Linked DNA regions of Homo sapiens: regions 2, 3, 4, 5 and 6 are each linked to region 1. A link is a contact called in ENCODE Hi-C or POLR2A ChIA-PET data. All regions are on one chromosome and are shown on one strand. The core of a region is the stretch at or near the end of the contact, and the rest is flanking DNA. Distances in the headings are between cores, read along the strand shown. Region 1 holds the start of SRSF3 (serine and arginine rich splicing factor 3). Region 2 holds the start of FKBP5 (FKBP prolyl isomerase 5). Region 3 holds the start of CMTR1 (cap methyltransferase 1). Region 4 holds the start of TBC1D22B (TBC1 domain family member 22B). Region 5 overlaps TMEM217B (transmembrane protein 217B). Region 6 holds the start of MAPK14 (mitogen-activated protein kinase 14).

Region 1 (3,633 bases), core at 294-2,793:
TACAGATAAACCTTTTAGAACCACAATAAGAGGTAAGGCTTCAAAAGAAAAATACCTGGGAAAGTTAAAACATATTAATTGGCTGGCCGGGTGCTGTGGCTCACGCCTGTAATACCAGCACTTTGGGAGGCCGAGGCGGGAGAATCGCCTGAGGTGGCGAGTTCGAGACCAGCCTGACCAGCATGGTGAAACCCCGTCTCTATTAAAAATACAAAAATTAGCCGGGTGTGGTGGCAGGTGCCTGTAATCCCAGCTACTCGGGAAGCTGAGGTAGGCGAATCGCTTGAACCCGGGAGGCGGAGTTTGCAGTGAGCCGAGGTCGCGCCATTGCACTCCAGCCTGGGCAACAGAACGAGACTCCATCTCAAGAAAAAAAAAAAAAGAAAAAAGAAAAAAAAAAACATAATAATTGGCATATCTTTCAGCTAAGAGGGAATAAATAAAAAGACAGGTTCTTTTTCTCTCTTTTTTTTTTTGTGCAGTGGTAGGATCTCAGCTCACGGCAACCTCCGCCTCCTGGGTTCAAGCGATTCTCCTGCTCTCAGCCTCCCAAGTAGCTGGGATTACAGGCGCCTGCCACCATGCCCGGCCATTTGTATTTTTAATAGAGACGGGATTTCACCATGTTGGCCAGGCTGGTCTTGAACTCCTGACCTCAAGTGATCCGCCTGCCTCGGCCTCCCAAAGTGCTGGGATTACAGGCATGAGCCACCGCGCCCGGCCCTTGGTGATTTTTCTAACCCAATCACAGTCTCTCTCCCCTTAATTACTCTTGCGGCTCTGTCTTCGTAAGGGAAGTGGCCCGGACAAAATACATGCCAGGCAGTGCAACGGCTGCTAGGAGAAAGGCTCGAGATACCCCTCCTGGCATTTGCTTGGGGGCCAGAATTTACATTCAATCTTCTTCAGAAACTTCCCTTTCCGGGTGTTTGCTAAAGGTGATAGTTTCCAGGTCACCTGACCGGTCTCCTTTGCTGTCGGCGCCAAGTCCTGCAAGTTTGCTTGAGAGACGAGAAACCAGCAAGAGTTGGGCAAACTTTCCAAACCAGGCTTTTCCTTCAGTGTGGAATCTAGGCGGCCACAGTCTGGTGCCAGCTGGGTCACAAACAGCTCCGTGACCTGTTTGTAAACGCGATGCTCTTAGTTCCAGACTAACCGCTCACAAGGGTGAAGCACTTAATTAATTCATCTCTTAATCTTGTTAGGGGCCAACGGCTCCTATTAGTGTTTGAGCGTGACGGCGACGGTGCTGTTTATGAAGCCCTAGCCTATTTGGAGGTGAGGAAGAGGAGTCTGTGGGTAACCTGGAGGTCGACAGACCGGGAGGAACGCTCGAGGGAGCACCAGGCCTGTTACAACGAGCGCGCGCCGACGCACGTCTCCACCCACCCGGCGCAACCGCCAGAGCGCGCTCCCAGCAACCGCGGCTCTCGCTGCGTTTGTAGCCATACGTCACGGCCTCTTCTGCTTCTCATTGGGGGAGCCCGTCCAATCATGTGATTCCAGTATGGCGTATAAATAAAGGCGAGGAGAAGGCGGTGGTCCGCCATTTCGTGGACGCCGGGTGAGTGAGAGAGTTGGTTGGTGTTGGGCCGGAGGAAAGCGGGAAGACTCATCGGAGCGTGTGGATTTGAGCCGCCGCATTTTTTAACCCTAGATCTCGGTAAGAGACCAGCGAAAGAGGGAATGAGGTGGAAATGGAATTTAACAGTACCAAGGAGCCAGGCCCAATGGCGGCGCCAGATTGAGACAAAGAGGCGCCGCCGCCATTTTGTGACGTTCAGCACGGGGCGGTGGCGGGGGCTCCCGGCCCATCGGAGGGTTTCCTAGTCTTGGAGTGGAAGTCTTTATATTCCTCATTGGGGCATGAGCCAGGATGGGGGTTACCTGGGAGTTGGGAACCACAAAGGGGAGCCGATAGCCGAGTTGTATTCCAGGTCACGGCCTTTTTATTTTTATGGCGCCTTTTTTTTTTTTGGCCCCTCATTTAATTGGGAAGCTTCTCAGAATGTTTTTGTAAAGTCACTAACCAAGACCGGACCTTTCAGTTCATATTAAATGGCCCCCGTAGTCACCTTACTTTCATGTAGTTTCAGATTTTGCAGCCTGAATCTAATCACCTTTTTCTAAGACCGAAAGATCTTCCTTGAACTTAAGATTCGTTCTTTCATCGCTTCCCATTAAAATGGAGGCTTAAGACAGGTGCCAGCAGTGTTTTTAAAAATTTTCACCAGTGGTTTGGTCTTAGAACTTACTCCTGGGCACAGGGTGTGGTCACGGCAAATAGGATGTGTCTGGACTGGATATTTTAATTAGACAAGCCCAGAGTAAGAAGAACGTGGTGTTTATGGAAAGCACTTCAGCTGAATTATTGAGTAGATGGTTTTTATGTAATTGAAACTGGTCTACAAGTTTATCAGATTCATCGTCGAAGTGACTCAGTAATAAAGCTTTATCAAATACAAGTCCGCCAAGGAAGAACAAAAAAATAAGTCCCCAAAGTGCAGTAAATTTTTTAGTAGCAAATATCTCTTTGTAATTTTTTATTAAAGTGAAATTATCTTTAAGTGGTATTTAGTATATTCAGTGTTGTGTAATCATCACTTACACGTAGTTCCAAAACATTTCCGTCACCTCCCCCCGCAGGAGACTACTACCCATTGAGCACTTACTCCCAGATTCCCTGTCCCCCTTCCTCTAGTCCCTAGCAACCACTAATCTTCCTGTCTCTCTGAACTTAGCTATTTTAGATATTTAGTATTTATGGAATCGTGTACTTTTATGTCTGGCTTCTTTAACTTAGCGTAATGTTTTCAAGATTTTCCAACGTTGGAGGATTTGTCAGTACATCATTCTGAATAATACTCATTTTATGTCTATACCACATTTTGCTTATCCGTTTCTGTTGATGGACATTTGGGTTAACATCTTTGGGCTACTGTGAATAAGTGCTACTATGAGTTTACATTTTTTAAAAAACTGTAAAGTTGGTCTCGTTGCTTGATAAATTTTTACCGCGTAAGACTCTGGTCTATCTAATGACATTTGATACTAGCCTTGTTCCTATAGTTCCAAATGACCAAAATAGGCATTTATTTATTTATTTATTTGTGGTTTTTTTTTGGCGATGGAATCTCGCTCTGTCGCCGAGGCTGGAGTGCAGTGGCGCGATCTCGGCTCACTGCCACCTCCGCCTCGCGGGTTCAAGCGATTGTTCTGCCTCAGCCTCCCGAGTAGCTGGGACTACAGGTGTGCGCCACCATGCCCGGCTAATTTTTGTATTTTTAGTTGTGACGGGGTTTCACCATATTGGCCAGGCTGGGTCGAACTCCTGACCTCGTGATTCGCCCGCCTCGGCTTCCCAAAAGTTCTGGGATTGCAGGTGTGAGCCGCCGCGCCCGGTCCATGGGCATTTTTTTAAAAGTGAAAATCGTTGGCCTTATTTTTATTAAAGCTGGTAAGTTTTGGCTTATGTAGGTACTTTGAATCGCTTGCCTGGTAGTATAACCTTAAGGACTAGCTTTCTTCATCATTGTTTTATTTAGTTTTGAGTCCCCAACAGAATTCTCTTCTGTTTTTCTAGAAATGCTTTATTTTGGGGATTAAATGAAATAACAGGTTAAGTCTCTTAAC
Region 2 (3,633 bases), core at 764-3,263, 910 kb before region 1:
AGACTCAGAAACATACAAAGACCTCATAGCTTGTTATGGAGAAATAAAACAATAAAGACCACTATATTCTTTTTAATCTAAAATAGTCACAATTATTGGTTGAAGAGTTGATGGTTCAATGGCGAACTCTTATCAGCTATTAGCTAACTGTAATTACCTAGGCAAATAAGTAAAATGACCATTCAATGAATAATAAACTAGCATAATTAAATCAAGATTAGCAACTTTGTTCTTAACTTAAACTTAATCTCCGAAGTATAAATCTTACCTAATACAGATATCAACCAAGACACATTAGAAGAAAAAAACTGGGTAACTAAATAAAGTGTTTCTCACAAATAATGAGTATTAATAACCCTCGTTTTAAAAATGTCATTTGTATAGAATCTCTAAATTGGTCAGGGCCATAATTGCAGACTGTCAGGCAGAGGTCAGCTGGGGGAGAGACAAACAGAAAATGGTGAAGTGAAAGTATGACAATAAAAATTTCCCACCAGAATAAGAATTTTTTTCAAGTCGATTCTTGGCTTTTGATTCAAACACCAAGAGAAGCAGCTCCCTTTAGAGAATTACTTTATAATTCTCTAAAGTAAAAACCCTTATGGAGGAGGTGGATAGAATCCCAGACTATTAAAAATACTTAACCAAAATATGCTTTAACTTTTCCCTTGTCCACAATCTAACAAAATGGGAAGACAATGAAAATAAACACTCCTGTCTACACTCAGAGAGGCAAAGAAAGCTCCCATTCAGTAGTAAGCCTTATTCCACTGGAAAACATACTCCTGAAAAGTAAATCCAAAACCACGAGCTCAAACTGCTTCATGCAGAATTTACTGAACGGCGGCCAAACGCTGAACACACTGTCCTGAACCACACTGAAGGGTATCTACAATTCTGCATCTCCGCTTACAACTTGAAACTTACTACGCTTTCGCCACCACTGCAGAACCCGATTTTAGAGACTACGATGGTCCTGCCGGTTCGTTAATCGAAGAAAGCCACTCTGCACCCTGACGCTCGTAGTGTCTTTTTGGTAATACTGGTTTTTGACTCTTATACTGTGACCGGTGCACCTTTTTGGACGACCAATAAGGCGGAAGACGTTTTCACGTCCCAGAACAGAAGAGCATAAGGAGCCCTGGCACAGCGTTCAGCCGCTTCGGTATGGCCTGGGAGTGACGCGGATCACCTGTTAGACGGCGCTGCGCGGACTCCTCCACAAGCGGCCGACAGCGGCGATGCGGTTCCCCAACGCTTGTCCCGAGGCGGCAGGTGAAGGCGGGGACCGCCCGTCCACACCCGGAGCGCGGCCACCCCGCCACCATCCCCTTCACAGCCCCGCCAGGTGGGCGAATCCGCCCCGCGCCCGCGGCGTCCCGGCGCTCGGCTCGCCCTGGGGTCCGGTTGTCCCGGCGCCCGGACCCGAAAGCGAAGTTTGGCTCCCGCCCGCAGCGGTGCCGGCTGAGGGTCCGGCCGCCTGTCCGGGGAGAGCCGGGGGCCAGAGACCGGAGGCGGAGCGGGACCTGTCATCCCGGGCGGGAAACAAAAGCCCAGTGAGGACGGGCGGGCGCGACCCGCCTCGCCTCTGCCGGGAGAGGCCGGCGGGGGCGGAGAGCGGCGCCCGCGGTCACTAGTCTCCGCGCCTCCCGCGGGGAGCACCGGCCCCGCGGCCCCTGGGGCGCGGCGAGGGGCGCCGCAGTGGGGCCGAGGCCTCCCGCGCGCTCCCCTCGAGGCTTCCGGACCCCGCTCCCCCGCGACACGCGGCTCCTGGGCTGCGAAGCCGCGTGGGGGTGGGAGCTGAGGCAGCGAGTGCGACCGCGGCGGGACCTGGAAGGAGGGCGTTCGGCTCCCGGGGCGCCGCGGCCGGCCGCCCCATCTCCGTGGCCATGGCGCCGGTACCTGTCGCCGCGGGGGCTCGCCGACTCCGTCACTCTCCGCCTTGCCCGTGCTCCGCTAACCCTTCAGCCCGCCCAGCAGGCCGCCCGCGCGCCGGACACCGCCGCCCGAGACTGGCAGCGCCCGCGAGCCGGCCCGAATCCCCGGGGCAGCGCCCGGCGCCGTCCCGCCCCAGCCGGCCGCAGGACCCGCCTTCCATAGGGCCCCGGGGCTGTCAGTCCGCCCCCAAAAGGCGCGCGGGCTGTCGATCCGCCTGTCCGGATTGGTGGCCGCGCGCCGTCCATGCAAATGAGGCCCCGCCCCCATCATTTGCTCCTCCACCTCCCCACGCCAGCCCACGTGTCTGGCCCTTGCCCTTTGTGGGGGCCATAGAGAAGGGATGGTGGAAACTGACACCCCCTCACATCTCTTACCTCCCGAGAAATTAATGCCTAAGCAAGCTAGTTGACTTCCCATCTGTATCGTCTCTCTGAAGGCACTGCCCCTCCTATCTGTCCACAGGGCCTACCTAGAGGCCGGAGAGGGGCAGGCCAGGCTGTTTGTTAGGTCAGCTGGCCAGGTTAGCCCTAGGAAGCAACCCCATTAAGTCTAAGATGCCCAGTCGGGACTGGGGAAATCCCACCTCGAGAACCAATTTAGCAGATATCACCTCCCTCTGGACACCCAGTGACTGTAAAGACCATACTTTCTCTTGGCTTGCTACCTTTCAAGCAGGAGATCCCAGGAGATTAAAACAGGAAGAGGCCTTACGGCTGAGTTCGGCCAGGTGGGGTGGCTCACGCCTGTAATCCCAGCACTTTGGAAGGCCGAGGTGGGCGGACCACGAGGTCAAGAGATCGAGACCATCCTAGCCAACATGGTGAAACCCCGTCTCTACTAAAAATACAAAAATTAGCTGGGCTTGGTGGCGCGCGCCGTCCCAGCTACTCGGGAGGCTGAGGTAGGAGAATCGCTTGAACCTGGGAGGCAGAGGTTGTAGTGAGTCGAGATCACGCCACTGCACTCCAGCCTGGTGACAGAGCAAGACTCCATCTCAAAACAAAAACAAAAACAAAACGGCTGAGTTCTTCCGCCAACTCCGAAAGGTAGACTGCCAACCAGATGGCTACCTCTGAGTTACTCCCATAGAGATGCAGGAGCTGCACCTGGGCCTTAGGGAATCTCTAATCAACTCTCTCATTTTTAAGGAAACAGAAACCTGATGTCCCATAGCTAGTTACACGTGGGACCTAATAGTTACCTATGGAAACCTAATATCCCATAGCCAGATTAGAACTCATGTCTCCTGGCTCCAAACCTGCTCTCTTTGCACTATACTGCATTCAAACATTTATGAAGAGCCTCGTCCAGAAATCGCCATGCTGCCTTCAAGAGATGATGCCTGGGCGCCGGGCGCGGTGGCTTACGCCTGTAATCCCAGCACTTTGGGAGGCCGAGATGGGCGGATCACCTGAGGTCGGGAGTTCGAGACGAGCCTGACCAACATGGAGAAACCCCGTCTCTACTAAAAATAATTTTAAAAAATTAGCCGGGCATGGTGGCGCATGCCTGTAATCCCAGCTATTCAGGAGGCTGAGGCAGGAGAATTGCTTGAACAGAGGTTGCAGTGAGCCGAGATCGCACCATTGCACTCCAGCCTGGGCAACAAGAGCGAGACTCCATTCTAAAAAAAAAAAAAGGGTGATGATGTCTGCAGAAAAGACAAATAAAGCCAAGACTGAAACCGCCTCGAGG
Region 3 (3,633 bases), core at 306-2,805, 840 kb after region 1:
CTCCCAACCTAGATTTGTGACATCAGGAAATATTTCGAGATAGGGACACTAAAGTGACTCCTGAGGGATAAATGGACATTAGCCCAGCAAAGAGGAGAAGCATGATCCAGGCAGGGGGCTGAACTCTTAAGAGACATGGCATGTTTTGTTTTGTTGTGTTCTGTTTTTGAGATGGAGTCTGGCTCTGTCGCCCAGGCTGGAGTGCAGTGGTGCAATCTCTGCTCACTGCAACCTCTGCTTCCCAGGTTCAAGCGATTTTCCTGACTTACCCTACTGAGTAGCTGGGACTATAGGTGCGCACCACCACACCCAGCTACTTTTTTTGTATCTTCAGTAGAGACGGGATTTCACCATGTTGGCCAGGCTGGTCTCGAACTCCTGACCTCAGGTGATCCATCCGCCTCAGCCTCCCCACGTGCTGGGATTACAGGTGTGAGCCACCGCGCCCGGCGGAGACACGGCATATTTGATAAACTGAGAAGAGTCAGCATGGGGAGAACTAAGGGATAGCAGTACAAGGCATACCTGAAGAAGGGGTCATGCTGGAGGGTCTCAGAGGCCATTTTAAGGACATTAGCTTTATTCTAAGAGCAATGGGACATCATTGATGGATTTTAATCATTGTTGGGTTGTGACAGGATCAGGTTTAATTAATCAATTTTAAATTCCCTTCTTTTCACAGGTGTTGAAAATTATAAAAATCACTTTGGTTTTGTGAAGAACGCATTAGAGGGATCACAACTGGAGACAGTCACGGGAGTTTGGAGTTACTGGAGAAATTCTGCCGAGAGGGGGTAAGTGCATGAATTGTGGCAATGGGGATGGGGGTGAATGGATGGATTTGAAAGACAATTAGGAGGTAAGCGCAATTAAGTGTATGAGAAACTTTGGGGTATGAAGAAGAGGGAGATTCCTCAGATTTCTAGCTGGACCAACAGGATGGATGGCAGCGCCCTTCACCAGGAAAAAAGTGAGCTGATGGAAGAACATAAGGTGAAATTTGAATTCATGGGGTTTGAGGTGACTGAGTGAGGATGTCCAACAGACGTTTGGCCATATTGGCCTGAAAATCAGAAGAGAGGTTTGAGATGGAGAGCCAACTGTGCCCATATGGTAAGATGCTACAGGCGGCATTCCTTCTGTCCTCCCGTCCTTCGTTCAAAATCTGTTGAGATGTCCCATAGGCTGGATGTTGGGGATACAGCAGGGAACAAGAACACTGCGTTCGCTCAACCAGTTTACCATCTACCTCTCTGAACTTGTTCTTAGTCTGTAAAATGAAGATAATGATAAGATTAAGTAAGATGAGGTCGTGTGAGGGCACCTAGCACTTACAATTTTTGTATTGGTTTCTCTTCCTCAGAGCCAAAGGAGGAGATAGTTACTTTTGCTTTTGCAGCCTTTTCCGGGCGGCTTTTCCGCGCAGGCGCCCCTGGACCTCCCAGGTTGAGAGGTGGAGCGGGCCAAACCTCAGCTGCCTTTCCCGGGGCCGGGACCCGGCCGGGGGAGGACCGAGGCGCGGCGCTGTCCGTGACGTCATCAGGCTGCGCTGCCCGCAGTACTGGACCCGAGCGCGACGGTGCGGCTGGCGGACCCGGGCTGGCTTGTGGGGAAACGAAACTGAGGGAGGAGGCGGCGGCTCTGGCAGCGGCGGCGACAGTGTCGGCCTGACCCCCCCTCCGCTCCCCGGCAGCTCGCTCTCTCCCCTCAGCGTGAGTGCCGACGCGCGGCCCGGGGGGAGCAAGCGGGCGGGCGCGCGGGCTCAGCATCCTTCTCCCCTCCACCGCCGCCTGGGCCCCCCGCCCGCGGTTATGGGTCTCCTCGCCTTCTGGCCCCTTATGTCTTCCCTCCTCCTCCCACCCCCAACGCCGGCTCCCTGGAGCCCGAGCTGCCGCTGACACACGTCTCTGCGCACACATTCACACGCTCATGTTATCTTCAAATGAAGGGACTGGCCGGGAGACATGGGAGCTTATCTCTTCTCTCTGTGATTAGGGGTGGCAGTGCCAAACCGAGGCCCAGGGAGAGAAGACTGCAGAGGGGATTTGAACCCCTTCTGTGCGGAAGCAGCAGGTAGAACCAGGCCGCTTGCCTTCCGCTTAGAAGTTCCCTGCCAGAGCATTCTGCTGGCATGTGTGGGTCACTTGAGCAGGGCACTGGTTAGCTGTGTGGCCTTCACCTCTGTGGCCGCAGTCTTTTCCCGTGGAAGATGATAGGGTTGGATGAGATGATTTGGAAGGCCCAAATCTAAGGTGATGTGGTTTGGGGAGGAGCATCCGCCTCTCCTGCCTTTCACACAGCTGTTCAACAGTCCGCTTTGAGTTTGCTGTACTTCCAGTCTCCCCCCGAGTCACTTAAGAATTAAAAGCTTTTAGCGCTTGCAATGGCTAGAAGCAAGCTCTGTGATGAGCCTTCCTTTATCTCACCCTGGGGGCCTTTTGGGGGTATTTAAGACTACGGCTTAAAGTGAAATGTGGCTTAGCTTGGTCTTGCTTTCTGTTTGCTCAGTGTCTCCGGTTCTTCCCTGGGACAGCCCCTGCCTGTATCTAGTAAGAGGCTGCTTTCTCAGGAAGGTGGCGGTTGTGCATTGGGTTGATTGGCTCTTCCTTGAGTTGGAGAGAACTGAAACATGTGATCCAGGGTTTTACGAGGTTGGGAGCATCAGTGACACTTTTGGGTTTCAATACTTTCTTGCTGTACCTCGCCTTCCCTAAGGATTGTTTCCCAGCTTGTCGCCCACCCTGTATTGAGTCCTCTTTTCTGAGTTCTCTACAGCCAATCAGTTGTGTGTAAGCCACACTGTATTCACTACTTCTCTTGCTTGCTCTTTAACTTGATAATTCGTTAAGATTTCAGGGTTTCATAATCACTTCATTCCATCTTATTTTTTTCTCGTGCTTATCTCTCATGTACCTAACCATGGGGATGGATGATTGATGGTGGCATGGTGCCTGTTTCTTTCTTTTTTGTTTTTTTGAGACGGAGTCTTGCTCTGTCGCCCAGGGTGGAGTGCAGTGGTGTGATCTCGGCTCACTGCAACCTCCGCCTCAGCAATTCAAGCGGTTCTCCTGAGTAGCTGGGACTACAGGCATGTGCCACCACCCGGCTAATTTTTGTGTTTTTTTTACTAGAGATGGGGTTTCACCATGTTGGCCAGGCTGGTCTTGAACTCCTGACCTCAGGTGATCCGCCCACCTCTTTCTCCCAAAGTGCTGGGATTACAGGCGTGAGCCACCGCGCCCAGCTGGTTTCCACTCTTTTTTGTGGAGGTGGATTTCTGTCCTTAAAATTGTTGTTTTCGTAACTGAGTTCTGTGGTATAGCTACCTCCAGTCCCAATAACTTTCCCGCTCTTGTGTTTCCTCGGTCTTAAGTCATTTCACTGCTTCCATTCCCTACTCTGCTTAAAAACTTTCCCAATTCTTTCATGTTTTCAAACATTATGAAGTAAACCAAAACCAGTATTTTTATGATATTATGTAATTTCTTAATTGTTTTGGTAAAATAATGCTGATGAAACAGTCATTCTGGGATGGTCCCTTCACCTTGGGAATATTGGTTAATATTTATTCGGTTTTATAGTTCATTTTCAGTGTACATTGTCATGCATGGCCAATATTGCATCAAAAGTGTA
Region 4 (3,633 bases), core at 298-2,797, 660 kb after region 1:
AATGAACTCTGAACTGCTGGTTGCCACCAAGGTAAGGAATCTAGAAGTTGTTTTAGATTACTCTTTCAAGACATCAACTCTTCTAAAGTCCAAACAGCCAGCAAAAGGTCTGGCTGTCCAGAATAAAGACAAAACATCAGCCTTAACAAAGCCTCAGTACATCCCTCTTTGGGCTTAGTGTGCAGTGCTGGTCACTGCATCCTAAGAAAAAGAAGCGCCAGAGAAAGGCAAGTAAAATAATTAAAAGAATAGAGGGGCTTTTTTTCTCTGGGTTAAATGCCCATAAAGAAGATAAGATGCTTTTATAGCATGAAAGACTCAGAGGAAGTAAAAATAGCCCTTGTCATCCAATCCTATAATTCTTAAATTAGGGGACAAAAGAAGCTTGAAAATGGGAGTAATGAAGAAACCGTCGTTGGAGGACATATAAAAGAAGGTCCTTCTTTGGCTGGGGCCAGGGGTCAGGTCTTTAAGTATTCTCCAATATGTGGAAGTACATGTGGTAGCTGTAAATGGAGGGTGGGGGTGGGGGTGGGGGACACGCAGCCCACCTCAACAGTCCTTCGAAGGGACAAAAACCACTCTGGACTGGTGCCCGCCTTCCCTCTTTCCCCAAATCACCACGGAATACAACCACAGAAACTCAAAACCAGCAAAAAACGCTGACAAGACATTCAAAGGATTCAAAATGCTAATACTAAATCTCATTGTCTGGGAAAATTAGATTGAAAATAAATTCAAGGGTGCAAGATTTATAATAGATTAACAAGGGAAATTAAGGATGTTGGTGGGGCCGGGAGGAGATACATCCTTAACTTTGTGATTCACACGATGGAGCAATACTGTGTCCTTCAAAGAAATGGTATTTGGTAATCTGAGTTGGACAGCTATCATAAACCATTTCCTATATACACTGTTAGCATAGTCAGAAAGTGAGAGTTATGGATTGACATAGGGATTAGATCATTTGAATTTTTAACCCACAGCACAAGTCCTTCAATCGTTTTCAATAAACAGAGGGAGAGGGAGACTCTGATGAACCGTTGCTCACGTGTTGAACAGTTAGCAATCCCGGGCTATCGGGTCCCTGCTGACCTTCCTTCAGAAAAACGAATGGACATGTAAACGGAATGAGGAAAGGAGGGTAATAACCAGAGTGTCATTGAATTGAGAGATGTTAAAAATGGGCCACAACCAACACATGGGCCCTTACTTTTAGGTGAAAGATTCCTATATATAAATACATAGTATGTTCTCTCTTGCCAAGAAATATTAGACTAAGGAACTTCATTCCTCACGAAGAAGATAATCCCCTCTTCCTTCCCATAGGTCCCTTACCTTACCTGCTTCTTCCCTCTCGCGGGTAGGAACTTTGAGCCCCGCCTCTCGGCTCGTCCAAGCTCCGCCTTCCCCGTCCACCTGTGTGCCCAGCCCCTGACGTTACCGGTCGGCTTCAGCGGCCTGCAGGATTCCGGCTCCCAATTGGTCGGCCCGTCCACGGCTTGCGCAGCTCACCAATGGCAGCGGTGCTGGGTGGAGGGGTGCCCACATCCAAGATGGCGTCCCCAGGAGCTGGGAGCGGGTGACCGGCGGCGGGGAAGCGGCCTGGGTTGGCCCTCAGATTGCGGGGTCTGGGGGCATCTCGCCGGGCAAACCCTTGGCCCGCCTACAAGGACTTCCCCCGGCCAGAGCAATGGCCGCTGAGAACAGCAAGCAGTTTTGGAAGAGGAGCGCTAAGCTGCCGGGGAGGTGAGCCCAGGACGCTGAGAGGGATAGGGGATTGGACCAAACCCTTCCAGATCCTAATCCCTGAATCCCGCGGGCCTGGGGCGCCACAGAGGCCAGAAGACTGGTTTGGGGAAGCTGGGACTGCCTGGTGGCGGCAGGGCAGCTGTCAGGCAGCGAAGCGAACAGCGAGCTTTGGGGACGGCTGGATGTGGGTGTAGACCGGGGTCTGGGGGCGGAGGTTTCAGGAGGGGTGACCTCAGCGGGAAGGTGGCCGAAGATTGGGCGTAAAGGGGAGTGGAGTTGGGTGAATAGTCAGTGTCGGCCCTGGTCTCGGAAGTTCCTCCCCAGAGCTGCTTCCCACTCTAATTAGGACTCCCTCTCAGGGGTCTCCACCACGCACAGGTGGTTGGTCGCTCGAGGATGGCCCCTTCCCTTGATCCCTGAGGTCGGCACTTACCCGAAGGATTCCGGTGGGAGTTTGGGGCCGCCTGCCGAGAGGGTTAGGCAGGAAAAGTGAGGACGATTCTCAACCCTGACCTTACTTTATCTTGAGTTGGCCCTTTCCCACTAGGAATTATTACAAGACGACCACAGAATCAGGGTTATTCCTTTGGCATTTTCTAAGGATTTGTCCAACCCCAAGTGACTTCTTCCTCCCCTGCATTGTAATGCACTTCTTGTGCAAATGCACTAAATTCGTTCATTCTTCAGTTGTTTAACTGGAGAGCAGACCCCCTAAGACTACCCCCACCCTCTTTTCGGTGTATGTTGAGACTTTTGGCAAATTATCCATCCATCAATCTACTGTTGGTTTACTGTTTCAGTTTATTTTGGGCAAAGTCCTGAGAAGTATAAGGAAGAGTGTGTATTTCAGTCGTAAATTTAAGATTTCTGCCAGCTACAGTCTACTTGGTGATGAAATTCATGTTTGGTTGTGTCCCCTGTGCTACCTTTTCTAATGGATTCAGGTTTTTTCCTTCTGGGATAATCTTTTGAACTCGTGACTTTTTTTTTTTAAGCGAGAGAGAGATGAGGGTCAGTAGTGGCTAGGTAAGAGCCTTAATTTTTTTTTTTTTTTTAAATGAAATAGAGACAAGGTCTGACTGTGTTGCCAGGGCTGGTCTCTGACTCCTGGCCTCAAGTGATCCTCTTGCCTTGGCCTCCCAAAGTGTTGGGATTACAGGCGTTAGCCACCATGCCCCACCAAGAGTCTTATTTTATTAAGGATTCTAGTAGACATATGGAGAATAGGGTGGAAATCAGCTTTTAGTAATACTTATTAAAGTAATAGAAAGGAATGCAAAGATAACTTCAGATTAAAGTGCTGTGGACTCAACAGTGTTAATATTACTGTTAAAGATGTTCTGTGTTTTTAGGTAAGCACACTTCCTGCCAACTGATTCCTTTTCCTTCCTGGTCTAGTGAGCTCTCTAGTTGTGCTAACTGCTATTCTCTGGGGTTTTCCGTAGTGAGATCATTAAATTTTGACATCCTAAGATTATAATCATAATCAATAGGAAGACTGTTGTATCAGGAAGCAGTGTAAGAGATGTGGGACGTGGCATGGGCTTCTGTGCCTTCTGACTGCTGGTTGCTATTAACAATCTTTTTTTCCTATATTTCCTGTATTTGGCTATAAGAACAGTCAACTTTTTTAAAGCACTACTTTTCTGAGATAGGAAGAGAAGTCTTTTCAGTTTCTTCAAGTTTCTGGATTCCTTTTTCATTTTGAAGAATATAGAGAAATAGAGAACTTTCGAGTTCAGAAAGACTTGGGTTACTATTTGGGCTCTGTTGTGTGTGTGACCAAGACAAATAATCTTTCTAGGCCTCAATTTCCTTACCTATGAAATGAGAAATAAAAATACTTTCCTCAGAGTTACTGTGGGGACTAAGTGAAATACC
Region 5 (3,633 bases), core at 793-3,292, 630 kb after region 1:
ATTACATGAAGTATTTTTTTTAACTTTAAGTTATAAATCTTGTTTAAAGTCGTCCTAAACTGAAAGTGTGTCTAAGTGTCTGGCAGAAGCAAATTCAAATCCTCTCTGGAGGATTGTACTTTTATGCTGGTCTTCATCCTCTAAGAATCTTCATCAGTAATTTTTCAGGGACAATGACAAGTACATAGTGAAAAATAACCAAGCACATAAGGAACAAGGCACTGTGAGAACAAGCTGAAACAACAGATAGCAATGGAACTGCAGTAATATCTGATCATCAAACAACTATGATTACTATATTTTTGCATTATTTAAAATTTTTGTTTTACTTTTATTATAGTATAATTCATGCATATATAATACACAGATATATATAATATATATACAAGATAAAATTTTACATCTTAACCATTTTTAAGTAGACAGTTTAGTAGTGTTAAGTATATTCATTTTGTTGTACAAACAATCTCTAGAACTTTTTCATCTTGCAAAACTGAAACTGTACACCCATTAAGCAACGAATTCCCATTTCCCCCTGCCCCAGCTCCTGGAAACTATCATTCTACTTTCTGTTTCTATTAATTTGACTACTCTGGACATGTCATGTAAGTGGAGTCTTTTTTTTTTTTTTGAGACGGAGTCTCGCTCTGTCGCCCAGGCTGGAATGCAGTGGTGCAATCTCAGCTCACTGTAACCTCCATCTCCTGGGTTCAAGCGATTCTCGTGCCTCAGCCTCCCAAGTAGCTGGGACTACAGGAGTGCACCACCACACCTGGCTAATTTTTGTATTTTTAGTAGAGACGGGGTTTCGCCATGTTGGTCAGGCTGGTCTCAAACTCCTGACCTCAGGTGATCCTCCCACCTCGGCCTCCCAAAGTGCTGGGATTACAGGGGTGAGCCACCCCACCTGGCCATGTAAGTAGAATCTTATAGCATTTGTGACTGGCTTATTTCTGTTAACATAATGTCCTCAAGGTTCATCTATGTTATAGAATGTGTCAGAATTTTCTTTGATTACTGCATTAAAATAAATAAAAGATAAACTGAAAATATATGAAGAAACAGGAAACCATAGAAAATGACCTAGTGTTACAGGATCTCTGGGGTGTCAATTTTCTGGCCAGAAACCTCTGTGGCCAGCGGCACCTTTGCCTGAGTTCTTGTTCTGTGTCCAAGATGAATGAGGTACACAGACAAGTGAAGGGTAAACAAGATGAAGATGAGCTTTAAGTGTTAGATCAGCTAAAAGGAGACTCGCAGTGGGTAGCTCCGCTCTGTAGGCAAGTCATGCTAATATCTGCTGTTCTCAGCAGGGAGAAGGCCCTGGAGAGGGTTGCTCCTCTATGCAGCTGATAGTCCTGACGTCTCTGCAGGTCTCTGAGGCTCTCAGAAGAGAGGGTAGTTCCTCTCTGTAGCTGGTCCTCCCATTGTCTCCTGCTATCAGCAGAGAGGATAGCTCCTCTCTGCAGCTGGTCGTCCTATCATCTCTCTGCTCTCTTCGTCCTCTAGCCATCCTCTGCCCTGCTCTGGCTAAGCCCAGGTCTTTTATGGACCTCAGAAGGGAGGAAGTGCACGCAGATTGGTACATCGGGGGCCATGGGCAGGCTGGAAGAGGCACCACTTAGGTCTGCAGGACTGGCGGCCTGGCCCCAGCCTTCAGGCTCTCCCTGGCCTGAGGGTGGGGCCTTACTGAGGACCCGCCCCCTTCCACCCGGGAATCGATACGCCTCCCGCTGCCATCCATGGCCCCCCCAGGGCTCGACCCCAACCCGGCTCCGAGATTTGAACTGGTGCCGGGATTGGAGAGAGGCCAGGCAGCGGGAGCAGACATCCGGGAGCCTGCAGGGACGGCAGGAAGCCGGGGAAGGGGGCCTCCTGGGGTCCCCGAGGGTGCAGGCTGCAGAGACGCCCGGGTCCTGCACCTAGGAGGTCCCGCCCCGCTAACTCGAAAGGGGCGGGTCTCCTACTTGTCCCTGGCTCCTGCCTGCTCAGTGAAGTGGGAGGCCCAGGTCTGCAGCCGTGGGTCCTGGCAGCTGCAGCTGCACCTGGGAGGGCAGATCCTGCCTATTCCCGGCCCTCCTCCAAGAGCACAGGGAGGCTTCGATGCACAGCCACAGTTTGGGCAGCTGCAGCCCGCCCAAGAGGGCGGGACTTCTGCCTGCTCCGTAGAGCCGGAGGTGGGGTCTACGGCTTTGGTTTGGGCGGCTGCAGTAGCACCCGGTGAGTTCCCGACTTAACTCAGAAGGGGCCGGGCTTCCACCGGCTCCATGGAGTGTGTAACCCTAGCCGCGCCTCCCTGCTGCAGCTGGAGTGACAGCCGGAGTGATGGTAGCAGCCACTGCCATTACTAGCTGATTTGAAAAAGAACCCAAATAGAATTTCTAGAGATGAAAAACTCAGTATCTGAAATTAAAAATTCAGTGGACATAAATGGTAGCAGGTTGGACACAGATTAAGGAATAATTAGTTAACCAGGAAACAAGATAAATCAGCAGAAATTATCCAGAATGTAGCACAGGGAGACAAAAAGATGGAAAATATGAAGGAGAAGTTAAGAGACATGAAAGACATAATAAGATGTTCTGATAGAGAAAGAGAGATGAGACAAAATGGGGGTAGCATATTTACAGAGAAAATAGCTGAGGATTTGCACAACTGAAAAAAAAACACCAATGCACAGATTCAAGAAACCTAACTGATTGCTAGAAGGATAAATGAAAGAAAATCTACACAAAACATATGGTACTCAAACTATGGAACACCACACACAAAAAGAAAATCTCAAAAGCAGCCAATGGGCTTTTTATTTAAAAGACCAACAGTTATAGACTTCTATAGGAAACAAAAATCCCATGGAATAATATTTTAATTGTGCTACACAAAGCAAAACAAACAAATAGAAACCCCTGCCAACCTAGGATTCTATACTCAACTCAAATATTTTTCTTTTTTTGAGACAGTATCTTGCTCTGTCGCCCAGGCTGGAGTACAGTGGCGTGATCTCAGTTCACCACAACCTCTGCCTCCCGGGTTCAAGCAATTATCCTGCCTCAGCCTCTCAGGTAGCTGGGATTACAAGCGTGTGCCACCATGCCCAGCTAATTTTTGCATTTTTAGTAGAGACGGGGTTTCACCATGTTGGTCAGGCTGCTCTCAAACTCCTGACCTCAGGTGATCTGCCACCTTGGCCTCCCAAAGTGCTGGGATTACAGGCGTGAGCCACTGCACCTAGCCCATTTTTCTTATTTATATATTTATTTATAGAGATGGAGTCTTGCTGTGTTGCCCAGGCCAGAATGGAGTAATGCAATCATAGCTCACTGCAGCCTCAAACTCCTGAGCTCAACAGAGCCTCCTGCCTCAGCCTTTTTTTTTTTTTCTGGAGACAGGATCTCACTCTGTCACCAGGCTGGAATGCAGTGGCACGATCTCAGCTCACTGCAACCTCCGCCTCCTGGGTTCAAGCGATTCTCCTGCCTCAGCCTCCCGAGTAGCTGGGACTACAGGCGCCCACCACCATGCCTGGCTCATTTTTTTGTATTTTTAGTAGAGACAGAGTTTTACCATGTTGGCCAGGCTGGTCTTGAACTCCTGACCTCAAATGATCCGCCTGCCTCGGCCTCCCAAAGTGCT
Region 6 (3,633 bases), core at 552-3,051, 570 kb before region 1:
AATAATCACGGGAAATGTTGAGAAATGTCCTGGCTTGGATCTAGTTATTTCTAATACAAGAAACTAAGAGAATGAGACAGGATCTGATTCTTCTGCTCATTGTAACAAGCTTTAGCATAGGCATAGGTTGATAATGGATGTAGGCATGGGGTTAGAATGCCTTGCCCATTCACATTTATCTTGTTTGGTTTTTACAAATGACTCTGTTAGTCGGGAATGCAGGGCAGGAATTCTCTCGTAGAAGCTGGAACTGAGGTTCAGGAAAGGTCAGTTGACTTGCCTAAATTCGATGAGACTCCTGCCCTATTCTCCTTACTCGAAGAGGCCTGAGTTAAATGCTTAAAATCCTCTTCACTGATGGCTCTTCAGGATAGGAGTCAGTTTCAAATCTTCAGTGTAACGGTTTTTTAAATGCTTCTCAAAGGGAGATATCAGAGACTTTCCTGAATCAGAATCACCTAAGATGTATTATAAAAATGCATGCTCTTGATCAAGACCTCCTCTGACCTACCCAATTAGACTCCCTGTGAGTTCTGGGAACTTGCATCTTAAACTCCCAGGGTGATTTTTCTGCATGTAAGTTTAACTGGGAGAGTTTTAATGTAAAGCTTCGGTTTGTTTTTGTTTTTGTTTTTGTTTTTGAGACGGAGTCTCCCTCTGACGCCAGGCTGGAGTGCAGTGGCGCGATTTTAGCTCACTGCAACCTCCGCCTCCTGGATTCATGCAATTCTCCTGCCTCAGCCTCCCGAGAAGCTGGGACTACAGGGTCGTGCCACCACGCCCAGCTAATTTTTGTATTTTTTTTAGTAGAGACGAGGTTTCACCATGTTGGCCAGGATGGTCTCTATCGCTTGACCTCGTGATCCACCCGCCTCGGCCTCCCAAAGTGCTGGGATAACAGGTGTGAGCCACTGAGCCCAGCCCCTGGAAAGCCTCAGCTTTGATGCAGGGTTAACATTTGCCTTTGGGACATATTTCGTCAGCATCTCAAAGAGTAACCCATATGTCCTTGAGCAGATGGGAATGCAACAGCCTTCTGGCCGGAACCTGTCTCTTTCTTTCTTTCTTTCTTTTGAGACGGAGTTTCGCTCTTGTTGCCCAGGCTGGAGTGTAATGGCACGATCTCGGCTCACCGCAACTCCGCCTCCCGGGTTCAAGCGATTCTCCTGCCTCAGCCTCCCGAATAGCTAAGACTCCAGGTGCGCGCCACTACGCCCGGTTAATTTTGCATTTTTAGTAGAGACGGGGTTTCTCCATGTTGGTCAGGCTGGTCTCGAACTCCCGACCTCAGGTGATCCGCCCGCCTCGGCCTCCCAAAGTGCTGGGATTACAGGCGTGAGCCACCACGCCCGGCCACTTGTCTCTTTTTTATGCAAGTGTTTTTTGGAATTTGGGGGTTCAGGTGAGCAGGTGCTCTGCTGCTGGTAACTACTCGCAGTTAAAGATCTTTTGACTCTTTCCCCGACACGCTATTTGTCAGTGTCGTTTTCCACCACAGAGCCAGGTATTTGCCCCGCCGGCCACGGTGAGGCGCGCGAGGCGTGTGCTGCCAGCTTCTCTCTTCCTTCCCCGGTCCGCCTTCGCGCCCTTAAGGAGACAGTCCCTGGGAGTTTCTGCCTTTGGTCTCCAGTTATTGTTCTCTTCTCGCGAGAACTGCTCCTCCCATCCTCTTCTCTCACGAAGCCCCGCCCGCGGAGAGGTTCCATATTGGGTAAAATCTCGGCTCTCGGAGAGTCCCGGGAGCTGTTCTCGCGAGAGTACTGCGGGAGGCTCCCGTTTGCTGGCTCTTGGAACCGCGACCACTGGAGCCTTAGCGGGCGCAGCAGCTGGAACGGGAGTACTGCGACGCAGCCCGGAGTCGGCCTTGTAGGGGCGAAGGTGCAGGGAGATCGCGGCGGGCGCAGTCTTGAGCGCCGGAGCGCGTCCCTGCCCTTAGCGGGGCTTGCCCCAGTCGCAGGGGCACATCCAGCCGCTGCGGCTGACAGCAGCCGCGCGCGCGGGAGTCTGCGGGGTCGCGGCAGCCGCACCTGCGCGGGCGACCAGCGCAAGGTCCCCGCCCGGCTGGGCGGGCAGCAAGGGCCGGGGAGAGGGTGCGGGTGCAGGCGGGGGCCCCACAGGGCCACCTTCTTGCCCGGCGGCTGCCGCTGGAAAATGTCTCAGGAGAGGCCCACGTTCTACCGGCAGGAGCTGAACAAGACAATCTGGGAGGTGCCCGAGCGTTACCAGAACCTGTCTCCAGTGGGCTCTGGCGCCTATGGCTCTGTGTGGTGAGTGTCGCTGGGCCTGGGGCCGCTGTGGGCAGGGTGGCCCCTCGCGCCCGAGGGCCAGGCCTGCTCCACTGCTCAGCGTTGCGTCAAGTGGCAGGAATTTTCCTCGGGGGAGGGCATTGCTGCCCCTTCGAGCTCTGCCCGTTCTGCACCTCCAGCACCCCTCGCCCTGCACTCACGCAGGTATGCGGTCCACCGTGTGCAGCACTCAGGTCCGCTGCGAGAGGTAGGTGGTGGTGCTGGAGCTCGGTTCTGGCTAGCACCCTGCGCCTTCCCCTCTCGGAGGGTTGCTGCTCGGCAACAGGCACCGGGGGAAGGGCCGCTTCCTTGGGGGTCTCCCTGCCTACCTGGAGCAGAAGGACCCTCTCCCGTGATGCGCCCACGCTGGGGCTCCGGACCCTGGGTCCTCTGAGCAGACAAGCTCGGGGAACTGCCGGGAGAAGCAGAAGGGCACAGCCCAACCCGAAGACTGCGGTCATCTGAACAAAACTGACCAGGAAGGGAGCTCTCTCCGGGCCTTTTTTTTTTTTTTTTTTTTTCAAAACTCTGTCGAAATCCCATCTTGAAAAGCGTTCTTTTTGAATTCGCACTTGAATTAACAGCGATCCATAGAGCTTAAAATACCGACTTTATCTCGGTGAGCACTGTGCCAGCTTGAGTGGTGTGTTTCCGATTCGGTTGAAAGCGTATTTCCTTTCCGTGGAGGGGCGGCGGTGGTAGTGCCTGCAAGAACACTGCAGCTTGAGAAACTGGCAGGCTCACTGATTAGTCACATACCACTGCTCATTTAAGTATTGTTCGACAAAACAATTTTCTCATTTGGAGCAAGAAAGATTCAGATCTGTAAGGCGCCCTCAAGATCAAAAAGTTATTAACAGTGCTGGGAGGTATTGTAAATATTTTTTGAGATAATTCCTGCGAATACTGTGTTTTAAAAGTCCCTTAGAGAGCTTGCAGGGAGTTATCTAGTTATCTGCATTTATGGCCTGAGGTACACGATGGTTTTCGTAAGGATATGGAACCACATAGAAAAGGAAGGGAAGAGATACTTTTTAGCTTTAATTTACACCGTGAGTGTGTTTTAAATTAAGTCGATAGCATATAATTTCCAGACCTGAAATATTTCACTAACTGCTCTCTTAACTTCCAAGGTTTTATACCCTGTATTTTAGATTTTCTATAATTTGAAAGCTACGGATCTTAAACTAAGTATCAGATTTAACTGTTAGCTTTTTCTGTGTTTTAGTAATTCGTATTGTATGCGTCATTTGAAAACGGGCCTGTAAAATCGTTTTTTTGTTTTGGAACAAATTCCAGGCTTTTGGATGTGTTAATCTTTAAATATGATTTCTGTGTTTCCCAAAGT

The links. A loop is a pair of places that touch in the nucleus more often than their neighbours do. ChIA-PET counts read pairs that join two places held with the same protein, here RNA polymerase II (POLR2A). Pooled maps may share reads with other maps.
Region 2: a map of CD8-positive, alpha-beta T cell shows a loop between it and region 1 (3-fold over the local background). The contact joins the promoter of FKBP5 here to the promoter of SRSF3 in region 1. A Hi-C loop is called at or near these places in 1 of 168 maps with a recorded cell type or tissue (CD8-positive, alpha-beta T cell) and 5 of 50 pooled maps. POLR2A ChIA-PET finds 5 or more read pairs at or near these places in 1 of 52 experiments (GM12878).
Region 3: a loop to region 1 is called in a pooled map, with 10 times the contacts of the local background. The contact joins the promoter of CMTR1 here to the promoter of SRSF3 in region 1. A Hi-C loop is called at or near these places in 2 of 37 single-sample maps with no recorded cell type and 13 of 50 pooled maps. POLR2A ChIA-PET finds 5 or more read pairs at or near these places in 2 of 52 experiments (H1 and activated T-cell).
Region 4: a loop to region 1 is called in a pooled map, with 8 times the contacts of the local background. The contact joins the promoter of TBC1D22B here to the promoter of SRSF3 in region 1. A Hi-C loop is called at or near these places in 6 of 50 pooled maps. POLR2A ChIA-PET finds 5 or more read pairs at or near these places in 5 of 52 experiments (AG04450, K562, activated CD4-positive, alpha-beta T cell and 2 more).
Region 5: a pooled map shows a loop between it and region 1 (3-fold over the local background). The contact joins the enhancer-like site here to the promoter of SRSF3 in region 1. A Hi-C loop is called at or near these places in 1 of 50 pooled maps. POLR2A ChIA-PET finds 5 or more read pairs at or near these places in 5 of 52 experiments (BJ, SK-N-SH, activated T-cell and 1 more).
Region 6: a loop to region 1 is called in a map of B cell, with 11 times the contacts of the local background. The contact joins the promoter of MAPK14 here to the promoter of SRSF3 in region 1. A Hi-C loop is called at or near these places in 4 of 168 maps with a recorded cell type or tissue (B cell, CD8-positive, alpha-beta T cell, dorsolateral prefrontal cortex and 1 more), 5 of 37 single-sample maps with no recorded cell type and 17 of 50 pooled maps. POLR2A ChIA-PET finds 5 or more read pairs at or near these places in 5 of 52 experiments (MCF 10A, OCI-LY7, PC-9 and 2 more).

What each region holds. Positions count from the first base shown.
Region 1 is chr6:36,592,819-36,596,451 of GRCh38, forward strand. It overlaps SRSF3 (serine and arginine rich splicing factor 3), which reads left to right and starts at 1,544. Exons shown (of 6, transcript NM_003017.5): 1 at 1,544-1,663. RefSeq lists enhancers at 1,052-1,211, 1,320-2,001, 1,602-1,831.
Region 2 is chr6:35,686,902-35,690,534 of GRCh38, forward strand. FKBP5 (FKBP prolyl isomerase 5) reads right to left here and starts at 2,014. Exons shown (of 11, transcript NM_004117.4): 1 at 1,903-2,014. RefSeq lists enhancers at 954-1,023, 1,044-1,133 and a silencer at 1,394-2,243.
Region 3 is chr6:37,431,666-37,435,298 of GRCh38, forward strand. It overlaps CMTR1 (cap methyltransferase 1), which reads left to right and starts at 1,556. Exons shown (of 24, transcript NM_015050.3): 1 at 1,556-1,712. LOC107986531 (a long non-coding RNA gene) reads right to left here and starts at 1,558. Exons shown (of 2, transcript NR_171666.1): 1 at 1,386-1,558; 2 at 563-1,270. RefSeq lists enhancers at 1,238-1,739, 1,432-1,711 and a silencer at 1,712-1,901.
Region 4 is chr6:37,256,225-37,259,857 of GRCh38, forward strand. It overlaps TBC1D22B (TBC1 domain family member 22B), which reads left to right and starts at 1,548. Exons shown (of 13, transcript NM_017772.4): 1 at 1,548-1,749. The coding sequence starts at 1,694. TMEM217B (transmembrane protein 217B) reads right to left here and starts at 1,920. Exons shown (of 2, transcript NM_001395378.1): 1 at 1,344-1,920. It overlaps TMEM217 (transmembrane protein 217), which reads right to left and starts at 1,920. Exons shown (of 3, transcript NM_001286401.2): 1 at 1,344-1,920. RefSeq lists a silencer at 1,379-1,508 and enhancers at 1,609-1,668, 1,769-1,828, 1,915-2,550.
Region 5 is chr6:37,220,574-37,224,206 of GRCh38, forward strand. The region is part of intron 1 of TMEM217B (transmembrane protein 217B); the gene reads right to left. All of the region lies in intron 1 of TMEM217 (transmembrane protein 217), which reads right to left. Among named protein-coding and RNA genes, the nearest start is that of TBC1D22B, 35 kb to the right of the region's middle. RefSeq lists an enhancer at 1,323-1,462 and silencers at 1,663-1,922, 2,293-2,342. Within about 2 kb of position 2,043, at least 22 of the 41 ENCODE cell types and tissues checked have a DNase peak (open chromatin) inside an H3K27ac peak, as active enhancers do.
Region 6 is chr6:36,026,007-36,029,639 of GRCh38, forward strand. It overlaps MAPK14 (mitogen-activated protein kinase 14), which reads left to right and starts at 1,802. Exons shown (of 12, transcript NM_139012.3): 1 at 1,802-2,267. The coding sequence starts at 2,152. RefSeq lists an enhancer at 1,413-1,852 and silencers at 2,043-2,142, 3,506-3,633.